Regions from separate parts of the Homo sapiens genome. Here region 2 is linked to region 1. Evidence: chromatin contacts called from ENCODE Hi-C or POLR2A ChIA-PET data. All regions are on one chromosome and are shown on one strand. The core of a region is the stretch at or near the end of the contact, and the rest is flanking DNA. Distances in the headings are between cores, read along the strand shown. Region 1 has its middle 68 kb from the start of SLTM. Region 2 overlaps LIPC (lipase C, hepatic type).

Region 1 (3,270 bases), core at 518-3,017:
GTTGGGTGGCGCAGAAGCCAAGTGGCAGCCTTGACAGGAGCTGTTCCCTCTGGAAGAAAGGAAGGACCCCCGGCTGCTGTGGACTGAAGGCTTTTGCTCGCTTTGCCTCACCTAGATGCCCCCTTTCTGCTGCTACATCCCAGCACCCAGCAGGCACTCGGTACACACCTACGATGAACACCCGACTGCTCTGACTCTTCACCCTCCCACCACTGGTGACTCCAGCCTCACTGCTAACACTCCCTTACTCACGGGCCCCTCTGCTGCTCGAGGCGCCTCAGGGCCTTTGCACTGGCTGTTCCCGTGGCCTGGACCACTCTTCTCAGAGGTCTCTGCGTGGCTGCCCGCTGCTCATCACCCAGGCCCCACACAGCCCCCACCGGGCACGTGAGAGTGTCAGGTATTGAAAGGACAATATTTTGAAGACATTAGGGTCAACGAGCAGATTATCAAAACTAAATTCACCTGTTTCTTTTCACTTTTTTTTTTTTTTTTTTTTTTGAGACGGAGTCTCGCTCTGTCGCCCAGGCTGGTGTGCAGTGGCGCGATCTCTGCTCACTGCAAGCTCCGCCTCCCGGGTTCCCACCATTCTCCTGCCTCAGCCTCCCAAGTAGCTGGGACTACAGGCGCCCGCCACCACGCCTGGCTAATTTTTTTGTATTTTTAGTAGAGACGGGGTTTCAACCTGTTTAGCCAGGATGGTCTCGATCTCCTGACCTTGTGATCCGCCCGCCTCGGCCTCCCAAAATGCTGGGATTACAGGCGTGAGCCACCGCGCCCGGCCTCTTTTCACTTTTTTTAACGTGGCGACTAGAACACGTAAGATGGCGTCTGCGGTTCACCTTACACATCCTCCCTGGAGAGCGTACTCTAAACCAGGATGCAAGCTTCCCCTACAGGGCAAGACAGGAAATGCTTCCAGCTTCTCAGGCTCTCTGTCATAGTCACGGTGGCAAGAGTCAGCCACAGATGACGTAAGTGAATGGGTGTGGCTGTGCACCAAGACTTCACAAACACAGTTGCTGGGCTGGGCTGGGCGGGCCCCAGACAGTGAGTCGGCCCATACCTGCTGTGTGAAAGAATCCAAACCTGGGGCCGGGCGCGGTGGCTCACACCTGTAATCCCAGCACTTCGGCAGGCCAAGATTAGGCGGATCACCTGAGGTCAGGAGTTCGAGACCAGCCTGGCCAACAATGGTGAAACCCCATTTCTACTAAAAATACAAAAAATTAGCTGGGCATGGTGGCGGGCGCCTGTAATCCCAGCTACTCAGGAGGCTGAGGCAGGAGAATCACTTGAACCTGGGAGGCGGAGGTTGCAGTGAGTCGAGATAGCGCCACTGCACTCCAGCCTGGGCAACAAGAGCGAAACTCTGTCTCAAAAAAAAAAAAAAAGAAAAAAAAAAGAAATAATAAAAAAAGAAGAATCCAAACCTGCCCAGAGAGAGGCCTGGCTTTTGCCCTCCGCCCTCGGGAAGTCATCTCTGAGCCCTTGGTGTCTCGCGCATGAGGAGGGTCTGACTGCCTGGGGCCCTCAGGCCAGCCCGACAGCAAGATGGATTTGGGGTGGAGTTTGGGCCAGGTGGTATCCTTGAGCTTCCGGGGCTGGAGGCTGAGGTCAGCCACACAGATCGGGGAGGAGTCCCCAGTAAGAACCCGGGACACCAAGATCTGAGGAGGGTCCCTGGCTGGCAACACTCCCTGCGTGCCGGGAGGAGTGAAGGGAGAGGACAGCTGATAACTGGTCTCCGTGGAGCCTTCCGGGCCCTCTTCCTGGCTGCTTCCAGCGCGTCCTTCTCTGTGATAAGCCGTGACTGTGAACATGGCTGTGAGTCCTTCTAGAGAACTCGCAAGTATGCCAAGGTCTTGGGGGCCCTACTGACTTGCAGCTGGTGTTGGATGGAGCCCCACATGGACTGTCCCTCCTTGCTGCGCCATGGCCTCCCCACCGTGGGTCACACTGGTTTTCGGGGGCTAAGCAGCGGTTTTCCCTCCGCTTCCTCCTGGCTTCCCCGCTCCCCTGCCTCCTCCCCTCCCCCGTCGCAGCCCCGTCAGGCTCACCCAGAACTCTTCCAGCAGGGCCACCGCCTCCTCCCAGCTTAGCGGCTGACGGCTGCACACCCAGGCCTGCGTGTCGGCTGGCAGCGCGCTCAGAAACTGCTCCAGCACCAGCAGCTCCAGCATCTGCTCCTTGGTGTGCACCTCGGGCCGCAGCCGGTCCCGGCACAGGGCGCGTAGCAGCCCCAGCGCCTCGTGCGGGCCCGGCGCCTCGCCCAGGTGGAAGCGGCGGAAGCGGTGCCACGAGGAGCCCAGCGCCAGGCCCTCGGCCTCCTGCTTCAGCGGCACCGTCAGCTCCATGGGGCCTCCTGGACGGCAGCGCCTGCCCCGCGTGGCCCAGGGTGCAAAGAGGTCTCTGTGAGGGGCGGCGCTCACTCGGGCGGTGAGGAAAGGGTGTCTGTCTCGTGGGATCCCACGGAGTCAAGTGCCGGCTCTGCCCCTCGTTGGGCCCCTTCCGCGGCTTCTGTACCTCAGTCCTGCAGCTCCTCCCGCAGCCTGTCCTACAGCACAAAGGCTCTGGAGCAAATTCCAGCTCTGCCTCCCACCAGCTCTGTGTCCTTGGACAAGGTACAAGGCACCTTTTGTAATACACTGTCTCTCCATGTCCTTGGCTCACTCTCTCAGGCGAGGCCTCCCAAGCCTCTTTACCTCCGCGCACATGTGCACAGAGCTCACCGGAACTCCTCTTACACATTTTTGATTATTCGTTGCTGGTACCTAGAAATACTATTTTTGTGTATTGATCCTTCTAGCCAGTGACTTTGCAGAATTTACTTATTAATTCTAGTAGCTTTACTTTAGATGACTTAGGGTTTTCCATGTATACGATCATGTCTTCTGGGAATAAAGGCAGCATTATATCCTCCTTACCAATTTCAATGCCTTTTCTCTCCCTTGCCTTGCTGCATTGGCTGGTGTCTCCAATAGAGTGTCGAAAAGAAGTGCCGAGGGTAGACATTCTTGCACAGTTCCCAATTTTAGAAAGAAAGCATTCGGGCTTTCACCATCATTAAGTGTGGTGTCAACCTTGAGTTTGTCACTTACACCCTTTATGAGGCTGAGGAAATTCCCTTCTGTTCCTAAAATGCTCAGTTTTTATTACAAATGGGTATTAAATTCTGTCAAGGGCCGGGCGCAGTGGCTTACGCCTGTAATCCCAGCATTTTGAGAGGCCTAGGTGGGCGGAGTTTGAGACCAGCCTGGCCAACATAGT
Region 2 (3,382 bases), core at 259-2,758, 400 kb after region 1:
GCTAATGGATTACAGCATTCTGTCACCCTTAGCCTGATGTAATCTTAGAGTTCTTCTGCATAAAGCAGCCATTCCTGATGGAATAGAATCCTCACTTGTGTTTAAAGCTACTTATCAGCTGGGTGTGATGGCTCACACCTGTAACCCCAGCACTTTGGGAGGCCAAGGCTGGTGGATCATTTGAGGTCAAGAGTTCGAGACCAGCTTGGCCAACATGGTGAGACCACCCCCCCCCATCTCTACTAAAAATACAAAAAAAATTAGCTAGGCATGGTGGCGAGTGCCTGTAATCCCAGCTACTCGGGAGGCTGAGGTAGGAGAATCGCTTGAATCTGGGAGGTAGAGGTTGCAGTGAACCGAGATGACACCACTGTATTCCAGCCTGGGTGACAGAGTGAGACCGCATCTCAAAAAAAAAAAAAAAAAAAAGAGAAAAGAAAAAAAAAATCCTACTTACCATCTCTGGCCTAGACCTTAGGTCATTGGGTATGTCCTGAGGCCTCCATAAATTTCAAACCTTATAATTTCTCCTGCAAAAATACTACCATGCTTCAATTCTCTCCACCTTTCTTTATGGAAGCTTTTCTTACCCATTTCTAGAAAGATTAGAGAGGTGTTAGGTATTAGGAAGATGAAAAGGAGGCAGACAAAAGGACGAGTCTTCCTCTATCTACTCATACTTTCAAGGTGTTTGGCAAAATCTGAAGTTTTGACTTGGGCGGATCACGAGGTCAGGAGATCAAGACCATCCTGGCTGCTAATAGAGTGAAATCCCATGTCTACTAAAAATATAAAAATTAGCTGTGTGTGGTGGCTGGCACCTGTAGTCCCAGCTACTGGGGAGGCTGAGGCAGCAGAATGGTGTGCACCCGGGAGGCGGAGGTTGCGGTGAGCCGAGATCTCGCCACAGAACTCCAGCCTGGGTGACAGAGCGAGATTTCGTCTCTACCAAAAAAAAAAAAAAAAGGAGTTAAATGCAATTCTTTCTGTATTTTTGTCTTTTCCAATTCTGTATTAAGCATGTACTACTTTTCAAAGTAGGAAAAATGTGTTTTATAAAATGAGTAATTTTATGAAAAAGTAATTTTAAGTTACATTTAACAATTGAGTAATTTTATTAAAATTTTTATTTAAAATTTTATAAAAATGCTTTTTACTTCAAAAACTTCATAAAAATTTCTTAGACTTATTACTATATACCCTTTCATACCTTTGTGACTATAATACCTAATAAAAAATAAAAGCTGGTCTTTGGTTTTGTACATAGGAAACACCCTCTTCTCTGAACAAATCTCTCATTTACAGTCTTTTAAAATTCAAAGAATGCATTCCAGCTGGGTGCGGTGACTCATGCCTGTAATCTCAGCACTTTGGGAGGCTGAACCCGAAGCACTGTTTGAGGCCATGAATTTGAGACCAGCTTGGGCAATGTGGTGAAACCTTATCTCTAAAAAATTACAAAAATTATCCGGGTGTGGTGGTATGTACCCGTAGTCCCAGCTACTCAGGAGTCTGAGGTGGGAAGATCCCTTGAGCCTGGGAGGTCAAGACTGCAGTGAGGCATGATTGCACCACTGCACTCCAGTTTGGGTGATAAAGGGAGACCTTGTCTCAAAAAAAAAAAAAAAAATTCCATGAAGATGAGGAAGGTGATGGAATGTCATCCAGCATTGAGAAAAATGTGACGTGCCCATCAGCTCCTCTATTCTCTTGGGGGAAGTGCTGCCGCGGGGAGGTCCTAGCCATTGTTCCATTCCTTTCTTGCATCTTCTCAACGAGCTTTGTTAGTAACTGGAATCCACTGGGCCACGTTTTTAGTAGAGGGTAGGGTCACTTCACTCAAGGAGTTTTGCAACGGCCACAGTGTTTCTCTGCTCTGGGCTGTAAAGCCTGGTGGCCAGTCCTCCCGAGGGCAGGCCTGAAGGTCCCAGTTCTCTTACCTGTCTATCTGCCTGGTGACTGGGTGAATGGGCAGCCCCAAGCTTCTCAGCTTCCCTGCCTGAGCCAGGTTGGAAAATGAGGGTGGCCTGTTTTTGGGAAGCTGGTGATCTTTAATTGAAAGGGGGTGGAGCAGAAAGCATCACTATGGCTTTGAGCCCAAGCCAAATCCCCTCTCCCACACTGAGGAAGAGGAGAAAAGCTGATTTTCTTCCTTTGTGCTCTTCCTTTGGTAATCAGTACTCTAAATGGTTGAGACCCAAGTGGGCCAAGAGCTGAGCTGAGAGTTCTGAGTACTCCAACATGCTCAAAAAACTATATTCCTTAGGGTGGGTATGGTGGTTCATGCCTGTGATCCCAGTGCTTTGGGAGGCTGAGGCAGGAGGATTACTTGGGCCAGGAGTTCAATGTTAGAGTAAACTACGATCATGCCACTGCACTCCAGCCTGGGCAACAGAGTGAGATCCAGTCTCTTAAGGCGTACACACACACACACACACACACACACACACACACACACACAAAATGTTCCCTGAAGCCGTTTAAGTTATTAGAAAAAAATAGAACTATGGTGAACTAATGTTTAATGCTTACCATACCTCATCATGACGTTTTCAGATCAAGTGGGATAGCTCTGGGCAGTGGAGCTTAGGTACATTAAGCAAATACTTCATAAACGTTAGTAGCTGTGCAAACAAGTGGGCATGAGGTGGAGGCTTGACCAGCCAGAGTGTCCAAGGTTCATAGGGAGGAAAGGAGCCAATTTACTGGACCTGGGTTGTTAAACACATAAACCCTTAATGAATTAAAAATATTACCAGCCTAGCAGAGTTCCATGGAGTCTGGGTGGCAGCTCTGTAGTTCTGTGGTTGTCAGTCCAGGCTGTCTTTAGATCTGAACTGGTCTGGGGTGGGCCTTTCTGTTATAAGTTCCCTAGATGATTCTAATGAGCTTCCAAGGGTAAGAACCTCTGCCACAGTTAAATGGTGTCACTATGTATTAATCACAAATCCCCTGATAACGTCACAGGGTTGGACAGCTTAACTCATGTTAGGAATCACATTGAGATTTGTGGACCATCCATCTCGAGTGGGCGGCAGGGCTAGATCCAAAGGCAAATTAGTATTCCATGGAGCTTTGGTTCTCAAACGGGTGTGCATCAGAATCTTCTGGAGATCTTGCTAAAACCCAGATTGTGGGCCCTCATTCTCAGAGTTTCTGATTCATTAGGTCTGGGGTGAGACCCTAACATGTCTAACAAGTTCCCAGGTGATGCTGATGCTGCTGGTTTGGGGACAACACTTTGGGAATCACTGTCATGGACATAGGTGTTCACTCTGAGAGGCGCTGCTGGGGAAGCAGAGAGAGCAAGGGTCTGGGAGGTGGCCGTGACCTGGGTTCAGGTCCATGATTCATGCAGGTGCAGTATAGACAAGGGTAAGCC

Evidence for each region. A loop is a pair of places that touch in the nucleus more often than their neighbours do. ChIA-PET counts read pairs that join two places held with the same protein, here RNA polymerase II (POLR2A). Pooled maps may share reads with other maps.
Region 2: a loop to region 1 is called in a map of PC-9, with 8 times the contacts of the local background. The contact joins two enhancer-like sites. A Hi-C loop is called at or near these places in 1 of 168 maps with a recorded cell type or tissue (PC-9) and 1 of 50 pooled maps. POLR2A ChIA-PET finds 5 or more read pairs at or near these places in 3 of 52 experiments (AG04449, AG04450 and PC-9).

What each region holds. Positions count from the first base shown.
Region 1 is chr15:58,864,093-58,867,362 of GRCh38, reverse strand. It overlaps the pseudogene ZNF444P1. Among named protein-coding and RNA genes, the nearest start is that of SLTM, 68 kb to the left of the region's middle. Within about 2 kb of position 1,767, at least 10 of the 41 ENCODE cell types and tissues checked have a DNase peak (open chromatin) inside an H3K27ac peak, as active enhancers do; they include PC-9, where a contact is called at or near this core.
Region 2 is chr15:58,468,182-58,471,563 of GRCh38, reverse strand. The region is part of intron 1 of LIPC (lipase C, hepatic type); the gene reads right to left. The region is part of intron 2 of LIPC-AS1 (LIPC antisense RNA 1); the gene reads left to right. Among named protein-coding and RNA genes, the nearest start is that of LIPC-AS1, 29 kb to the left of the region's middle. Within about 2 kb of position 1,508, at least 9 of the 41 ENCODE cell types and tissues checked have a DNase peak (open chromatin) inside an H3K27ac peak, as active enhancers do; they include PC-9, where a contact is called at or near this core.